2 separate regions of the Mus musculus genome follow, and region 2 is linked to region 1. A link is a loop called in an ENCODE intact Hi-C map of the cell type or tissue named here. Cell type or tissue: heart. All regions are shown on one strand. Links, peaks and the distances in the headings refer to the core of each region. The heading gives the core; the rest is flanking DNA. Region 1 overlaps Hao1 (hydroxyacid oxidase 1, liver). Region 2 holds the start of Bmp2 (bone morphogenetic protein 2).

Region 1 (9,555 bases), core at 625-8,624:
GAACAAGAGACCCTCTTGTCACTATGTCATAACCTTCTAAGTGCTGGGATTTCAGATTCATGCTACCATGAGCAGCTAACCTTTTTGAAGTGGAAACTTACAGGTTCTTTGGAAAGTTGGTTGGATGGTGTTTTAGTGGGGCAAACACGTGAAGGAATGTTTAGCAGGAGTGACTAAGGCAGACTCCTGAATGAAGATTTTTTTGAAGCAGACACAGGTGAAAGGATGTTTAGCTAAAGCAAAGCACATGAAAGGACACATGATGGGAGATTCTTCTCATGCATGTAGTGGTCTGCCTTACATTGTGTAGTTGAGCTCCATTTGTCCTGAATTCATAAAAAGAAACACACCAAAAAAGCTTCTGGTGGTGTGCTGTGCTTGCTGTGGCTTCTTGTCACTTCCACAGACTCAGACTGATTGGCAGAGTGATGTCAGCTGAGACAGATGCACGTGCTGGAGGACAGGTGATGTTTAGAGGGAGGACTAAAAAAGGACTCAACCAATTGTTACATGGGGTGGGAGACTGAGCTAGGCTTGCTTATAGAGCTAACTGTGCACAGTGCTTGTTGGTCTTGAGTCTTTGCTGACCTTCACTTCGCTGAGAGGCATGGCTGAATGCTGAGGTCACATGACTGTGATGGGTTAGGCGCAGTAATTTCTACAGCAATATGGAAAAGGAAAACCAAGAGCTCTGTCAAATTCTCCATATTTTATCGTAGACACTTCTTAACATCATCTTAAGGTAAAGTGCCCCTAGTCAGCAATGTTTCCTTTTTCATATGCATATATTTATGAATTTTAATTGACAAGTGACAATTGTGTGTATAATGATGATACAATGTGATCTTTTGACTTATGAACTCATAGTAAAAAATAATCAATTATGCTAGTGACATATGCAACTAATTTTGTGATGAGAATATCAAAAATCTCTTCTTCAAGGCTGGGTATATAGCTCAGTAGAGACTTGAATAGTATGTATAATAAGGCTTTGAGTTCAACCCATAGCACTAAAAATAAGTTTTAAAATCCAATTCTTTCAGCAAAATTTGAAATATATAATATATCAGTATTCAGAGTGGTTTCATGCAGCCCCATAGCTTCCCAATGGCTCTTCCTCTAGTCTACCCTAGACTTTGATTAACTCCTTCCTTTCCCCATTCTCAGCCTGGACTCTGGCTTCTCAGTTCTATCATAGCATCCTAGACTCTGACTGACATCCTCCTTTCCCCACCCTCATCCCCCAACCACAGCTTCTAGTTTCTAGCACTTTACTCTACAATTCTACAATATTTCATTGTGCATGCATCCATACCACATTTTCTTTATTTGTTCATCCATTAATGGGATCTTAGGTGCTTTCATATTGGTTATTTGGAATAATGCTGAACTGACCATGAGATTGCAACTATATATTTAGCATGCTAATTTAAATAACCTTAAATATTTCAAAAGTGGGATGACTGGGTCACATTTTAATCTTATTTCTCAGTTTTCAAGGGATTTCACTGACCTTCAATGTCTCAGCACAGTGAAGAAAACAGTTAACAAGAAACGAGACTACTAGTGGACTGGAAGAAAACATGGGCAAATCATATGCCTGACAAGGGGCCATTATCAAACGGATATGAGAAACTCAGTCCACTAGCAAATAAACAACCCGCATACCAGGCTGTGGAGTAATGATAGCAAGTGCTCAGCTCTCAAATCCACCCAAATAAAGTGTCCTTACTAAAGTTAAATCATGTACACTAGTGTGGGACTACACATGAGGTAAGCAGTATGATCCACGAAGCCACCACCCAGCGAAGTATTATCTACATTCTTACTCTGTCACATCTGTAACTGTCTGCATAAAAATTGAGCTAATGTAAATTCTGAAGTCCAATGTACAGTGGCTCATATAACTAGAAACAAGTTAATAGCTCAACAAAACAGTATGCCTGGTGAGGTCTGCCTTATGGCTGAGCAGTGCCATTGGGCCCCTGGATTTGGGGCAGGTTCCTTTATTTCAACCCTTATTGAAAACGTTTTCTTCCATATTCACTTCTTACATGTTTTTGCGTGGAGGAGTTAAACTGCATTAGGGTGACTAGCCTCAGTTCATTTAACCATCACTAGATGTATTTCATAACCTGTTTTATCCATCATTTCCCCAGCTTCCTAGATTTCAGATTAGAAGGATACATTAAGGACTGGATCCAAATTTAAATGTCCAAAGATGGAAAGGGAAAAAGAGTGATTACCCAAAGATGGGAAATTCTAATTTACCAATTATAAAATAGCTTCCAAATATATAATGTCAAGTCCAAGAGTCTTATAAATAGAGTATTAGGTGATCAAATAAAACAAAAACTCATCATGCTTATACTTGACATGAAAAAAAACCAAAACCAAAACAACAACAACAACAAAAAAAAACACCGATAGACCTGAAGGTTTCCATCCACAGTTACACCAGTGAAGTTATGACTATTATTCAAAACATTAACTCATGAGAGACCCTCCCATATTCTGACTGAGACCCAAACACTGAAAATTTGAAACGCACATGTACACTAGTGTGGGACTACACATGAGGTAAGCAGTATGATCCACGAAGCCACCATTCAATACCAATCAGTATCCTGATTTCAAACATTTTGTTTGGTCATTATCTCTTTTTTATGGGAAAAGAGACTTGAGTTTTCAAAGTTACATTTTTTTAGAGAGAAAGAGAGAGAGAGAGAGAGAGAGAGAGAGAGAGAGAGAGAGAGAGAGAGAGAAGCAAGGAGAAAGTTCTAATTTGTTCAAAAGGTCTAAAACATTGTAAGATGCATTTGATTAAAATGCTCCTACAAAACTTAGTCACCAAAACATCTGTGCTGAAAACGAATTTTGTCATCTGCACAGGAAGTCCTTGTGTAATGGGGAAAATATGCAGTGACAGAGTACCAAGCCACTCTAAATTCAAGGTCTGACATGCTGAAGTACTTGCAAAAACATACACCTTAATGTCCGGTTGCATTCGTCAGCCTTTCATCTTGCAAGGACTAAGGGCATGACCAATGTTTCAAGAGTGTCTCGAAGTATTATTAGGCTTCTCTGGAAAAATAGAGTTCTGAGGAAATTAACTAAGTGAACTGCAAATTACGTTCAAACTATTTAGAAATGGTCAAACAAACCTTAACATTTAAGGACTTTAATCAATTTAAGTACTTTCAACAAAAGTGAGGGAAACAGGCTTAATCTTACAATTAATTCCTTTAACATGAATCTTTCTCCAAATCGTAGCAGTACATTCTCCAGGCTCACACTAGCCTGCCACTGTACTTTGTTTGTTTGTTTGTTTGTTTGTTTGTTTGTTTGTTTGTTTTGGTTAATATACAGAAGTGTTTGTAAAGACCCATCAGACCCAATGACTCCTTAGACCTGCCTGCCTTGTTCCAGCCCACCGCTAGGGCACAACCACAACACTGTATTACAGTAAAACATCACCTCACCTGCTTTGTCATTCTCCTGTGCTGAGTGGTCCAGTCCCCATATAACTGGTAGATAATGAGAAAGAGACCATCCTGTAGTCAGACACTTCCAAATGATGAATGACTTTGAAGATCACCAAGGCTTTCCCTGGTGATTTCAATCAACTGTCACAGCTTAACTCCCTCAGTGTTGGGACACACCACAATCAATTGCCCACTGTCACAATCTGACATCCACTAAGAAGTCACAAAATCAATCACATGATCTTCACAAAACTACTCAATTGCTTACATTTTTGTGGCCAATCCTTGCTATCATACCACTTGATGATGATTCTAATTATAATAGAGCTAGCTAATTTTTAATAGCCATTTTTGATGAACAATTTTTATTTCCCGAAAAGTGATTTTTATACTGAACTTAACTTTCAGATAAAAAAATAGAATTTTAGGTTTTATGAATTTTTAGATATGAAATTGTTTGTTTAATTACAGATTCCCCTTAACTTACAACAGGTCAGCTTATGGTTTTTGAGTTCCTGGCAGAAGGAAAATAACATGTATTCAGTAGGACCCACACCTCAAACTTTGACCTTTAGTATTTTCCCAGGCCAGCAGTAGTCCAAATGCTGTTCTCTTGCTTGTCATGTTGATCAGTAGCTGTGAGCTATAAGTTCCAGTCATCAAAAGAAAGACTGGGTAAGCAACCTGTGTGAACTGCTAAGCTGAGGGGTTTAGCAAATTCAGTGCATTCAATGCATTTTATCTGAACAATATTTTCAACTCAAAATTGGTTTATCAGGATACCATCTATTGTTAAGTCAGGAACATCTACAAGCAATACAGTACAGTAGTCTTTCATATACTGTTTGCATTTGAGTGCGTGTTTGTGTGTGTGTCTGTGTGTGTGTGTGTGTGTGTGTGTGTGTGTGTGTGTATACATATGAAATGTGCCCCAACCATTACTTTTGATTTCTAGAAAAGCAGATCTAAACCATAAAACTGAGCTAAAATTACTTGAAGCAAGGATATTTTAAAAGCACGGACTAGTTATTTTTATGTTTTTAACTTACTTGTTGGCATGCTCATTTTTTTACCAAAAAAACATAATGTGCAGAAAGTGTGAGGTGATCTGTTCCCTTTTGTCCCTAATTCCGTTTTTTTTTTATTTTTTTTCCTTAGTTAAAATGGACAATACAACAGGCAGAGTTTGGAGAGAGAGATACCTAGATTAAACCCTTCTGCCCACCACCGACTATTCCTTGCCCACACATCCCATTCTCTTCCCAGTCGTGATAATGGCAACCCGTCCTGCGGGCCCATTTTGAGGAGCAATGGCAGAGATGTAAAATCCAAACATTATTCCTAGGACAGCAAATACCCTAACATGCAGAAAAGTTAAAAAAAAAAACAAAAAACTGTAAAAACTGTCTTTCTGAGCAAGCGACTGCTTTGCCTGGGTTCTGTAAAACTAAGAACAATGAGGTTCTTTTCCTAGTAGGAATGTTGAAATGTATACATCTCCCTGGTCACCTAGAATAACACATAAATATATAAATCAATAAAACTTTCAAAACGGCATCGTTTTGAGTCGGAAGCAAAGGAAATGACAGTGCTTTCCTGCTGAGTGCTCTGTCTGTCTGTCGGTGTGAAGGCTGACCACTTAATCTCGGAAAATCCAGAAAATTCAACAGCTAGAACGCGGCGCTCCTCCACTGAGCTCGGTTCTCTGAAGTGTATAGCTCTTTGTGTCTCTCCCTTCCACCTGCACCTTAATAGGTGGCCAATCACAGCTGAATCCCAAACTTCACTTTGGAATGTGTTAGGCTCAAAAAGAAAGTGTTCAGATTTAATGTTTTTATGTCCCATCAAATCCTGTGAGGTAGCCTCTAATTGCATCCAGCGGAGGGGATTTCTTTAAAAACGGGGTGGGTTTTTTTTTTGACAGTTTAATAAGAATTTGCTAATATGCTGAGCGTTCCTGGAACGCATTAGACAGTGGTGACTTTCTCTATATAAGGTCCCAGTACTCCCTCATGTGGTCTTTGTCCACATAACAAGCTAGAAATATGAAGATAAATAAATTTTTTTTCATTATTATTCCCCATGTGTAAAGTCACTAAATAAGTAGGCTTATGCAACTCCATGGACTATGGTAAAGTTCGTTCAATTATGGTCACTATGCAGACAATGAGAGAGTGTCCCTGGTAACACCTGTAGCATAGCAACAAGCATTTGAGAAATCAGACTTGGGGCTGAAGAGATGGCTCAGCTATCAACAGCTAGGTTGACAATGAAAGAGACAAGAGAGATCAGAGTGGTCTACCCATCTTGCAACACAGAAACCGTTTGCTAATTTAAATAACCTTGATCACCGTTTGCTAGTAAAATACAGAAGTAATTTCTTGAAGAATAAAGACAAAAAATAAAAAGAAAAGGAGGGGGGCTAAAGTCTCTTATTTATGGACATTTACTATTCACTAAATATTAGAACAATTTCCAGCTGTTAAGGTGGAATTATAAGGATAAATAATGTTCTGTAGCAAATCTTTTAGTCACAGTATAATGCCTCAAAAAAAAAATTGTGGTGCTCCCAGTCACACACCTCTACTTCATAAGAGTTTTAGAAACTGTAGTTTCTGTTGATGTTGATTCAAGGCTACCAAGTATTTCCTAATGGCTTTCATTTTCTTTGGTTTATTTCTTCTTCCCAGAATCAAAAGGGTAAAACTGCTATGGTTTGGATTAATGTTCCTAGATGGGCACATAGGCCTTGCCTTGGGTCTCCTGCTCCAATTAAAGATATTGAGAAATACCGGTGGTTGACCAGGATATCACAGTCAGCATTGACTAATGGAATAACAACCTTGAACAAAACGTTTAATGTCACCCAGCCTCGGTTTCCACATTAATAGAGTTAAAGATCAGACCTTAGGGATTCGTGTGACTGTGTTTTAGGATAGTGTTAAGCAATAGATGTGATAAATTTAAAATTTCTGAGACACATCAATGGTTCAATAAATATTGGCTATCTTTCCACTGGCTTTGAAGTATCATTTTCTCAATTTCTGAAATATTTACCAAATATTTATCTGTGTCTTTGCCAAGATTCAAAGATAAATATGTTCCCACTCCTATTTCATATCCCAGGGGTGCAGTGTGAGTAGAAACACAAGTGCACACAGGTGCTCACTCCCTGTCCTGGCTCTCCAACCACTGCCTTAAAGCATGCTTTGAAAAACATGAAACCCCAGGAAAATGTTTGAGGCCAACTATATACTTTAAACTGTCTTTGGTAGTTGGTGAAATTTTAATTTTTTTTAAGTGTAAAAATCATTTAGCATCTCTGGGGCTTTTCTAGATTCTTGTGTTCTATCTGCATTGGTTTCTTTTTTTTTCAATTTTTTATTAGATATTTTCTTCATTTACATTTCAAGTACTATCCCGAAAGTCCCCTGTACCCTCCTCCCACCCTGCTCCCCTACCAACCCCCTCCTGCTTCCTGGCCCTGGTGTTCCCCTGTACTGGAACATATAAAGTTTGCAAGACCAAGGGGCCTCTCAGACAGAGGTCATTTTGTCTTCACTTTCTCACCAAATTAGGCTTTTCCACATCAAATATGTAATGGAAAGGATAATTCATTGTGAGAGGGCTGTACGATGGTTCAGTAAGGTCCCTAAACGTTGTCTTCTGACCCTCCACATTCTTTCTGTTTAATGCCTATCCCTGCATTCATACAAATCACATACATAAATTACTAAGATATAAGGTAATGTACATTTGAGAGAACATAACATACAAATTGTGCTACCTGCATTGGTTTCTTTCTCTGGTTTTGTTTCTTGAGTCTTATGGTGATACGGTGATGCGGTCATTTTGTTTTGCTATGTAACCCTCCCTACCTGCTACCCACTCACTGCAACCCCCAGCCCCATCTCCTGAGGCTGAGCTTGCAGGCATGAGCCATCATGCTGAGCTGGTTTTGTTTTGCAGTTTTTTCACGGACAGGTTTTCTGTCATGTATTGTTTAGCAGTGGAAAGCTTTCCCTAAAGAACTTTTCTTTTTAATTACTAAATTTACAACAGCAGGCATGCTCAGTGATGACTAAGTTTCTAAGGTCCTTCAGAACAGCCCCAAGCCCCTTGAGACATGGTATGCAAAACCATAGGCTTTCTTAAGCAGTGGACATTATCAGTGGGGAAACAGTAACCTTAGAAAGTGAAAAGGAGCAGCGGCCCTAAGATGCAAAAACCACTTGGTGGTGAATTCGTCCATAAATAGGTTGTCCTTGCTGAACAGCCCGGGAAGGTTGTAACAGTTGTATTTGTTTTGGCCCACACACTGTTGCCACAAATAACGTTTTAAAGAATTTTGATATATTTGCCAACGTATATAAACAAGAAATTGTACATTTTTTTAAAAATGAGATTGCTGGCTTCTTTTGAGATATTTGAAGAGCTGGCAGCTCACTCCCTCACTCTCTCAGGAACAGTCAGCTGAAGCAAGTTCATGGCTGCCCCCTTTGGGATAAAACAGGCAATCACTGCCTTTAGCACTGAGCATAGATGGTTAGTTTCCCTACCTCCTCTACTCTATGGACATGAAATATCTCAAGCTTAGCCTTCAAAGGTAATTTTTGAGGTCCTTGCTTTAAGTGTAAGACAAAAGTATTAGCTCAAAAATAAAGTGGTTTTCCTTATGAATAGACTGTGCTTTTCTGAAAGCAGTTATATATATATATATATGCAAGAGGAAGATTTTGGGAACCTGGGGGTCTGGGGAAAAAGTGAGCAAGTGGCATGTTTCACCCCCGTGGACTTCCTTAGCATTTATTTCAGGACTCCACACTAAAGAATGTAGAGCTCTCGCATACATTCAGTGACTAGCAGCTCTTCACTAATATGTGAAGGGCCTCTGAATTTTACCTGGTATGCTGTATGCATCATCACTGCGTCTCAAAATTAATAATAAAATGTGTAGTGCATTCTACAGCCATCAGACAATGGGAAAACATGGAATCGAAGCTGTGGGTCTAGGTCAAGCCTATTTGTGCCCACAGTGATGACAGGACAATGTAAAGGGTGTTTGAGTCAGATTCTTGGAAGAACTCTGGAAATCACCGAGGGGTATGTGAGACTATGGTGCTGTGGCCATATCTATAACTGTCATTATATCTATAACTGTCAGGAGAACATGCTAGTTTCACAGGCCAGTCCTTTCCCTGTAGATGTGATTGACCCTCATTTATTCTCATTTGCCAGGTTGTTGGGGACACTTTGTCCTGAGATCACAAACTAACCTCTGTCCTTTGAACTTGGCCCCAACTTCACGTAGGCTGTGTCCCTGGAAATACAAACTTTAGGGGCCAGATAATTAGGAGGTGGACAAAACTCTTCCATGGAAACTTGAACAGATTTTGCAATATTTTCAAGGATCAGATATAGATTGTCTAATTCTTCCTGGAAATAATGGAATAAATCAATGAATAGATTCTTGATTTTGTGATAGTTTCCTGCATTTCAGATAGTAATCGGCTAAACATGAAGGTTGCTCCATTCTTGCTTAAACTTACTTGTGGCTAACTACATCCTTCACAGAGCTATTATCTCGGTCCACATTTCTCTAGAAGCCAACAGTGGCAGGAAGAAGTAATGAATTCAAATACCCCAGTCACCCACAGCATCCTCTCAAGGGCCCCCTCCTTTTCCTGCCAAAGAAAATCATTACCCCACACCTAAATGCACAAGCCTTGCCAAATTCACAGACCACGCCCACATGCACGAACCAAGCAATAGCCTGATTAATTCTAATAATAAAGAGAACAACGCACCATAGAAGATCGTGAGAACACAGACGGAAACTGGAAGAATGCAGAGGTCCTTGAGGGAGTTCTCTTGTATACAGCTGTATTATAGCTTGAGATGCTATGACTCAGATGTTTTGGATTCTTGAAGACAGGGATCTCCCCGACCCTATTTCTTATGCCCTTTCCACTTCATTCAAAGGTAGAGTGTATGTGTCACTGTCCCAGAGTCCTCCTTTGTACAAATCTAAAGCTATAAACGCCTGCCTGCTGGTGCTATAACTCCTTCA
Region 2 (9,555 bases), core at 936-8,935, 990 kb before region 1:
TCAGACCGTTAGGGTCTGTCTGAGGAATCTGAAGTTCTATTGCCTGATCCCTAACCTGAGCTTTTTGCTAGGGGCTAGTGACCTGTGAGTCTGTTTAGACTAGAGTCTCCTGTGAGCTTACATTCATCGGGCGCCATTTTTTTTCCATCTGGAGTCCAACACCTGGAAAGCATTGCAGATTCTTCTCTCTCACAAATCTCTACTGCCCATCTACATGCCACATCCTGCCCTGCCAACCTACATGACAGCTTTCATGTGGGCACACACCCCCGAAACACACACACATACACACACACACACACACACACACACACACACACACACACACACACACGGTGGGGGGGGGGAGGGGACGCGCGCACGCATGTGCACACAGGCACACACCCATAAAAACATCTGTGCATACAATTTCCAAAGATACTCATTGGTCCTTTACCTATAGTTTCTCTACTTCTCCTGACTATTACCAAACATTAGATTTATGTTCCTAATAGGCATCTCTATCTCTGGTACTCCTCTGGTCAAATAATTACTCTTGATTCATACTCCTCAGACTATCATCCAAGAGCTATAGGTCCTAATGTTGCTTCTCTTGCAGAGATATCATGTCTGATAGTCTTGTGTTTTTTATTTTTTCTCTAGATACAGCTTTTATCTTGCTCCTTACCTGAATCGTTTAACTCTACAGATTAGAGCCGGGATTCTGAGTGTTTGGTATGTAGACTTTGCATAATCCCCTACCCGTGAGAGTAAGCTGTATCTGCGAATGTGGCAGAGTATTATTCTTATTGTTGGGTGGCATTATGTGGCAATAATGAAGAAACTCCCACCCATGTAGTCAATTGAAGATGAGTTAATCAAAAATGTAGATTATCTTGAACAGGCCTAACATCATCAGGTGAAACTTTCAAAGGTAATTCTAACTTTTAAAAAAAGATAGTCTTCTGCTGGCTCTTTGGAAAGAAGTGATCAAGGATAAGTTCTGTAACTGGAAGAAAGTGAATCCTGCCAACAACCACAGGTACTTGGAACAAGAGCTTGGGTGTCAAATGACACTGCAGCCAGCCCTGGGCAACACTGATTGCAGCCTTGTGAGATCTTGAGAGAACCAATTAACCTGTGCTTGGCTGCCTGACCTACAGAAACTGTGAAATAATAAGTGGGCCTTAAGCCAGTAAGATTACAATCTTTCGTTACACAGCAGTAGGTGCCTAATATAGTTGCCCTTGTGGTTAAGTTATATCAATAGGAGATAGTCACAAAGGCTGAGAAGAAAAGGAGAGATGAATTGACTTATTTACTCTGCTTACAGCACTCCACGTCTGCCCAGGACAGACAGTCCCTCAGCTGTAATTGCCCCTCCTGTGATCCGGCAGAGACAAGGGACGTTACTGTCCTCTTCCATTTCCCTTCACACTGAACACAACTATATACACTATTCCATTGTTAAACTTGTTTCAACTTCTCCTCTAGTATGAACCATTGCTGTTTCCCACTGGGATACTTTCTAATGTTGGTTGACTTGTATTCCAACTCCACTTCCAAACTGGAACTGTCTTGTGCATCGGTCCATGCTCACTCACCTGATGTGTTGACTCCAGCTTGCTACCACTGTATGGAATTGAGAGACTATTAACATCACGATTACAAAAACACAGATTTTAGCTGCTTGCTAGATGTGAGACCTTGGGGAAAGTGTTCACTCTCTAAGCAACGTTCTCATCTATAAAATATAGCTAATAACCCCCCAAGAAATTTTTTTGTAAAAAATTGAATTAAATAACACATGGGAAACTATATCTAAAATTTAACAATTAATGGTTCTGATGAAAATTTTTTTTGCTGCTGGTGTTATGTAGTCACCTGCTGAACCTCACTCCCTAGCTCCCAGCCATTGTATTCACCTGACTAGTCCCCTGAAACACTGCTGTCACTGGTACTTATGGCTGTGATGAAGTACCTGACAAGAATCAACTTAAGGCTCTCACACTAGAAGGCAGTATGTCTTAGTGAAGTTGTGCTGGTAGAGGACCAAAATGGGTAGGACCACATCTCAGCAGAGCAGGGAACACAGATCAGTTGGGAATCTGGATGTAAAAGCTTAAGACCCACTGCCCTAGTGACCTACTTGCTCCATCAAGGCTCTACCTCTTATGTTCTTATAATACCACCTCCTGGAATAACACCACCAGATAGGGAGCCCTCAGGGGAGAGTTCACATCCAATCTGCAACCCTGTCCTTGCTATAAGCTTACTAATTTCACATTGCTTCCCATTAGTCCCTCAGCAACTCTTTGCTCTCCTGAAGTGTCCTTGTCATATGTCTTATGCTTTATATTTCTTTACCTCTGAACATATCATACTTCTTCCACAGGCTCCTAAATAAAGGATGTGCAGAGCTTATGTGTCTTTATGCACCGGATCCAAGTAACATAGTGTTGTGAAGTTCATAGATCCTCAGTAAAGATTTATAGACTGGGTAGTATTAGTCAGTTTGCTTTTATTGTTGTTGTTGTTTGCTTTTGCTTTTAGTTCTGAAACAATGAAACAAATACCTAAAACAGTTTGAGAAGAAGAAATATTTCTTTTGCCTCATGTTTTCAGGAGTTTCAGTCTACGGTGTATGGCTCCATTTATTTTCTTTGGACCTGCAGTGAGGAAGAACATGGAGGAGAGACACATGGGAGAGAAGGCCTCTTGCTTTATGGTGGTCAGGAAGCAAGAGAGCAACAGGAAGGAACCCAGGACAGGGAAACAGGATGAAAACCAGGAAGAGACAATAGGATAAAAACCAGGAAGTGACAGGCTGGACCCCAGGAAGAGACAGGCAGAAACTTTGAAAGCCTGTCTCCAGTGACTACTTCCATCAACCTGTCCCCATTCCCTAACACTTATGTCACTGCCCATAAAGCTTTCCAAATTGAAATTTGTCAATAGATAAATACACTGGTCCCTATGATCCAGTCACATCTCCAAAAGTATACCTATAACACTTAGATGGGAGGGGTTTTTCAATACAGAGGCTTTGGGTGAAAACTCTGACTCCATAGCTACCTTGTAAAAACATTAATACTGAGGTTGACTCCTTTTTAAAAAACATTACTTCTTTTATCTTAAGAGATTGTAACTACCCCCTTTCCCTCTTCCAACCTAATACAATAGCAAAACATTTTAATATCATTGGTCACATATGCAAGTATATTGCTATATGGTAATTAAACAAGATTTGATGGCTGTCTAAAACAATGTGACTTGGCCAACCTGGCCTAGTTTGGCCTACAAATCACTCCACCCATCATTCTTACTGTGGCTAATCCAACACTGACTAGGTGAGCCCTAGGTAGAGCAAATGCTACTCTCGGCTGTAGCTTCTGGTCCCTAGGAAAGAATCAGGAGTGAGGAGAGCCAGGGTTGGGTGTCGCATCAGCAGCAAATGATGCACAGGCTAAGAGGTTTCTCAGGGGAGTTGCCACAGGTTACAATGGAATGACAATTACAAGGTAGATGGATCATGTCACGCCTGCTGTGACCTTTACAATACATGGGGATCATTATTTTCATGTGAATTTGCATAATGGTCCACCTAGTAGGAACAATGCTGAATGCTAATAGCTGCAGGATGCAATAAAATTAAACATTATCTGGGCTGAACTGCTCAAGGAAAAGTTGCCAAAGTATGACTCTTTAAGTACTTAATTTCATCCCAGGTCATGTCCACACACAAATGAGGATTTCCGATATCTCCTGAAAACCTGGCAAAAAACGGACTAGAATAGAATAGCAGCAGCCTCCTTTATGTAGAGTCCTAACCAGTAGACTGTGTTCTGATACATTGTGTCTGGACCTTCTTACAAAGATCAGACTTGTAATTCTCACCTTAGCTTGCCCCAGGACTGCCTGGCCACTGGAAACCCCTTACATATTTGTTAACAGAGACGCTAAATAGGATAAATTCAGAGCTACTCCAGAGCTACTCTCGCCTTCTGAACTGGCAGATACTGAGAAAAACTTTGTTAATGGTAAGATCGAGCAAGTCCGCAAGCACTGTACATTTTCAGAGAAGACAGATAGTACCCCCTCAAAGTATTAAGTAACCACACATTATTTGTTGTGGGTGGGAGGAGGCCACCAGCATAGAGTGTAAAAAGCAATAAGTCTCTGTATTTGTTTCTTCTCTACAATTTCAATTGCATGAAAAATGGACTGAACATGACCATCTACACTGTATTCCAAAGAACAGAGAATTCATTTAAACTGGATTCACTTCTAGGTCCCATGCGTTTACACTCATTTCCACCACAAGAGGGCAGCCATCTCTAAAAAAACAACAGTCGAGTGCTCTTCAGAGAAATTGGGCCAAACTTGAGGAAAGTTCCTGGGAAAGGCTTTTTAGCAGCACCTCTCTGGGCTACAAAAAAGAAGCCAGCAGGCACCACCAAGGTGGAGTAACTGTCCAGAGGCATCCATTTTACCTCAGAGACTTGATTACTAAGGATATCCTAAACGGCCAAACTCTCTCTTCTGGTGTTCCAGAGGCCCAAAGCTGCAAGGCATTGTTGATGTCATCACCAAAGGTTTCATTTTCATCTTTTCTTGGGGTTGGTCCAACAGCTGTCAGCTTTCTCTTCCTCATTAAAGGCAACTTTCTCATTTAAATCTCATATAGGTTCGGAGTTTCTTGCTTTGCTCCTTCCGCCTCCGCGATGACAGAAGCAATGGTTAACTTCTCAATTAAACTTGATAGGGAAGGAAATGGCTTCAGAGGCGATCAGCCCTTTTGACTTACACACTTACACGTCTGAGTGGAGTGTTTTATTGCCGCCTTGTTTGGTGTCTCATGATTCAGAGTGACAACTTCTGCAACACGTTTTAAAAAGGAATACAGTAGCTGATCGCAAATTGCTGGATCTATCCCTTCCTCTCCTTTAATTTCCCTTGTAGACAGCCTTCCTTCAAAAATACCTTATTTGACCTCTACAGCTCTAGAAACAGCCAGGGCCTAATTTCCCTCTGTGGGTTGCTAATCCGATTTAGGTGAACGAACCTAGAGTTATTTTAGCTCCCCGACTGAAAAGCTAGCACACGTGGGTAAAAAAATCATTAAAGCCCCTGCTTCTGGTCTTTCTCGGTCTTTGCTTTGCAAACTGGAAAGATCTGGTTCACAACGTAACGTTATTCACTCTGGTCTTCTACAGGAATGCTCAGCCCATAGTTTTGGGGGTCCTGTGGGTAGCCAGTGGTGGTACTATGAAGGCTCCTGAATGTAGGGAGAAATGGAAAGATTTCAAAAAAGAATCCTGGCTCAGCAGCTTTGGGGACATTTCCAGCTGAGGAAGAAAACTGGCTTGGCCACAGCCAGAGCCTTACTGCTGGAGACCCAGTGGAGAGAGAGGACCAGGCAGAAAATTCAAAGGTCTCAAACCGGAATTGTCTTGTTACCTGACTCTGGAGTAGGTGGGTGTGGAAGGGAAGATAAATATCACAAGTATCGAAGTGATCGCTTCTATAAAGAGAATTTCTATTAACTCTCATTGTCCCCTCACATGGACACACACACACACACACACACACACACACACACATCACTAGAAGGGATGTCCACTTTACAAGTGTGTATCTATGTTCAGAAACCTGTACCCGTATTTTTATAATTTACATAAATAAATACATATAAAATATATGCATCTTTTTATTAGATTCATTTATTTGAATATAAATGTATGAATATTTATAAAATGTAATAATGCACTCAGATGTGTATCGGCTATTTCTCGACATTTTCTTCTCACCATTCAAAACAGAAGCGTTTGCTCACATTTTTGCCAAAATGTCTAATAACTTGTAAGTTCTGTTCTTCTTTTTAATGTGCTCTTACCTAAAAACTTCAAACTCAAGTTGAATATTGGCCCAATGAGGGAACTCAGAGGCCAGTGGACTCTGGATTTGCCCTAGTCTCCCGCAGCTGTGGGCGCGGATCCAGGTCCCGGGGGTCGGCTTCACACTCATCCGGGACGCGACCCCTTAGCGGCCGCGCGCTCGCCCCGCCCCGCTCCACCGCGGCCGCCCCGTAGGGCGCGCCGTCCACACCCCTGCGCGCCGCTCCCGCCCGCCCGGGGATCCCCGGCGCGCTGCGCCTCCGAGGGGGAGGTGTTCGGCCACGGCCGGGAGGGAGCCGGCAGGCGGCGTCTCCTTTAAAAGCCGCGAGCGCCGCGCCACGGCGCCTCCGTCGTCGCCGCCGGAGTCCTCGCCCTGCCGCGCAGAGCCCTGCTCGCACTGCGCCCGCCGCCGCTGCGCTTCCCACAGCCCGCCCGGGATTGGCAGCCCCGGACGTAGCCTCCCCAGGCGACACCAGGCACCGGACGCCCTCCCGGCGAAAGACGCGAGGGTCACCCGCGGCTTCGAGGGACTGGCACGACACGGGTTGGAACTCCAGACTGTGCGCGCCTGGCGCTGTGGCCTCGGCTGTCCGGGAGAAGCTAGAGTCGCGGACCGACGCTAAGAACCGGGAGTCCGGAGCACAGTCTTACCCTCAATGCGGGGCCACTCTGACCCAGGAGTGAGCGCCCAAGGCGAGCGGGCGGAAGAGTGAGTGGACCCCAGGCTGCCACAAAAGACACTTGGCCCGAGGGCTCGGAGCGCGAGGTCACCCGGTTTGGCAACCCGAGACGCGCGGCTGGACTGTCTCGAGAATGAGCCCCAGGACGCCGGGGCGCCGCAGCCGTGCGGGCTCTGCTGGCGAGCGCTGATGGGGGTGCGCCAGAGTCAGGCTGAGGGATGCAGAGTGGCGGCCCGCCCGCCACCCAGATCTTCGCTGCGCCCTTGCCCGGACACGGCATCGCCCACGATGGCTGCCCCGAGCCATGGGTCGCGGCCCAGCTAACGCAGAACGTCCGTCCCTCGCCCGGCGAGTCCCGGAGCCAGCCCCGCGCCCCGCCAGCGCTGGTCCCTGAGGCCGACGACAGCAGCAGCCTTGCCTCAGCCTTCCCTTCCCGTCCCGGCCCCGCACTCCTCCCCCTGCTCGAGGCTGTGTGTCAGCACTTGGCTGGAGACTTCTTGAACTTGCCGGGAGAGTGACTTGGGCTCCCCACTTCGCGCCGGTGTCCTCGCCCGGCGGATCCAGTCTTGCCGCCTCCAGCCCGATCACCTCTCTTCCTCAGCCCGCTGGGCCCACCCCAAGACACAGTTCCCTACAGGGAGAACACCCGGAGAAGGAGGAGGAGGCGAAGAAAAGCAACAGAAGCCCAGTTGCTGCTCCAGGTCCCTCGGACAGAGCTTTTTCCATGTGGAGACTCTCTCAATGGACGTGCCCCCTAGTGCTTCTTAGACGGACTGCGGTCTCCTAAAGGTAGAGGACACGGGCCGGGGACCCGGGGTTGGCTGGCGGGTGACACCGCTTCCCGCCCAACGGCGCAGGGCGCCTGGGAGGACTGGTGGAGTGGAGTGGACGTAAACATACCCTCACCCGGTGCACGTGCAGCGGATCCCTAGAGGGGTTAGGCATTCCAAACCCCAGATCCCTCTGCCTTGCCCACTGGCCTGCGACCTTCCTCCAGCCGGTTCCTCCTCCCCAAGTTTTCGATACATTATAAGGGCTGTTTTGGGCTTTCAAAAAAAAAAATGCAGAAATCCATTTAAAGAGTATGGCCAGTAGATTTTACTAGTTCATTGCTGACCAGTAAGTACTCCAAGCCTTAGAGATCCTTGGCTATCCTTAAGAAGTAGGTCCCATTTAGGAAGATACTAAAAGTTGGGGTTCTCCATGTGTGTTTACTGACTATGCGAATGTGTCATAGCTTACACGTGCATTCATAAACACTATCTATTTAGTTAATTGCAGGAAGGTGCATGGATTTCTTGACTGCACAGGAGTCTGGGGAAGGGGGACAGGGTTGCCTGTGGGTCAACCTTAAATAGTTAGGGGCGTAGGCCACAACTTGCAAGTGGCGTCATTAGCAGTAATCTTGAGTTTAGCGCTTACTGAATCTACAAGTTTGATATGCTCAACTACCAGGAAATTGTATACAGCGCCTCTAAGGAAGTCACTTGTGCATTTGTGTCTGTTAATATGCACATGAGCGCTGCACTGTATAAGTTTGTCAGGGATGCAGTGTCCGACCAACCTATGGCTTCCCAGCTTCCTGACACCCGCATTCCCAGCTAGTGTCACAAGAAAAGGGTACAGACGGTCAATGCTCTTTTTAATTGGGAGTTAAGACCAAGCCCCAAGTAAGAAGTCCGGCTGGGACTTGGGGGTCCTCCATCCTCTTGATCATCCAGGCTGTAGCCCGCGAATATGACATGCCAGGAGGGCATCCTGGAGAAGGCCAGCGAGCTCTATGGGAGCCGAGGCCGCGGGGGCGGGCGGAGGACTGGGCGGGGAACGTGGGTGACTCACGTCGGCCCTGTCCGCAGGTCGACCATGGTGGCCGGGACCCGCTGTCTTCTAGTGTTGCTGCTTCCCCAGGTCCTCCTGGGCGGCGCGGCCGGCCTCATTCCAGAGCTGGGCCGCAAGAAGTTCGCCGCGGCATCCAGCCGACCCTTGTCCCGGCCTTCGGAAGACGTCCTCAGCGAATTTGAGTTGAGGCTGCTCAGCATGTTTGGCCTGAAGCAGAGACCCACCCCCAGCAAGGACGTCGTGGTGCCCCCCTATATGCTAGATCTGTACCGCAGGCACTCAGGCCAGCCAGGAGCGCCCGCCCCAGACCACCGGCTGGAGAGGGCAGCCAGCCGCGCCAACACCGTGCGCAGCTTCCATCACGAAGGTGAGCGGGCGGCGGGTGGCGGGGCGGGGACGGCGGGCGGGCGGAGACTAGGCGGGCAGCCCGGGCCTCCACTAGCACAGTAGAAGGCCTTTCGGCTTCTGTACGGTCCCCTCTGTGGCCCCAGCCAGGGATTCCCCGCTGGTGAGTCCTCACCCTTTCCTGGCAAGTAGCCAAAAGACAGGCTCCTCCCCCTAGAACTGGAGGGAAATCGAGTGATGGGGAAGAGGGTGAGAGACTGACTAGCCCCTAGTCAGCACAGCATGCGAGATTTCCACAGAAGGTAGAGAGTTGGAGCTCCTTAAATCTGCTTGGAAGCTCAGATCTGTGACTTGTGTTCACGCTGTAGTTTTAAGCTAGGCAGAGCCAAGGGCAGAATGTTCGGAGATAGTATTAGCAAATCAAATCCAGGGCCTCAAAGCATTCAAATTTACTGTTCATCTGGGCCTAGTTTGAAAGATTTCTGAATCCCTATCTAATCCCCGTGGGAGATCAATTCCACAATTCGTCATATTGTTTCCACAATGACCTTCGATTCTTTGCTTAAATCTTAAATCTCCAAGTGGAGACAGCGCAAGCCTTCAGATAAAAGCCTTTTCTCCCACTGCCTGCTACCTTCCTAGGCAAGGCAATGGGGTTTTTAAACAAATATATGAATATGATTTCCCAAGATAGAATAATGTTGTTTATTTCAGCTGAAATTTCCTGGATTAGAAAGGCTGTAGAGGCCTATTGAAGTCTCTTGCACCGATGTTCTGAAAGCAGTTAGTAAAAAATCATGACCTAGCTCAATTCT

What was found. Peaks named below come from ENCODE experiments on the same cell type or tissue, not always from the same donor. Only the 100,000 strongest peaks of a DNase experiment are listed, where the experiment ranks them.
Region 2: a loop joins it to region 1, with 5 times the contacts of the local background. A loop is called at or near these places in 5 of 42 quality-filtered maps.

The regions. Positions count from the first base shown.
Region 1 is chr2:134,535,732-134,545,286 of GRCm38, forward strand. The region is part of intron 2 of Hao1 (hydroxyacid oxidase 1, liver); the gene reads right to left. Among named protein-coding and RNA genes, the nearest start is that of Gm52526, 13 kb to the left of the region's middle. In heart, for the core only: CTCF peaks have their summits at 5,498 and 7,975; no DNase peak of the experiment used is centred there.
Region 2 is chr2:133,546,007-133,555,561 of GRCm38, forward strand. Bmp2 (bone morphogenetic protein 2) reads left to right here and starts at 6,153. Exons shown (of 3, transcript NM_007553.3): 1 at 6,153-7,345; 2 at 8,413-8,762. The coding sequence starts at 8,420. RefSeq lists promoters at 4,242-7,118, 6,115-6,313, 6,803-7,118 and a cis regulatory region at 5,131-5,141. In heart, for the core only: CTCF peaks have their summits at 4,298 (motif pointing right) and 6,207; DNase peaks (open chromatin) are centred at 4,535, 6,245, 7,205, 8,935 and 3 weaker places; H3K4me3 peaks cover 3,207 bases; H3K27ac peaks cover 2,539 bases; H3K27me3 peaks cover 2,333 bases.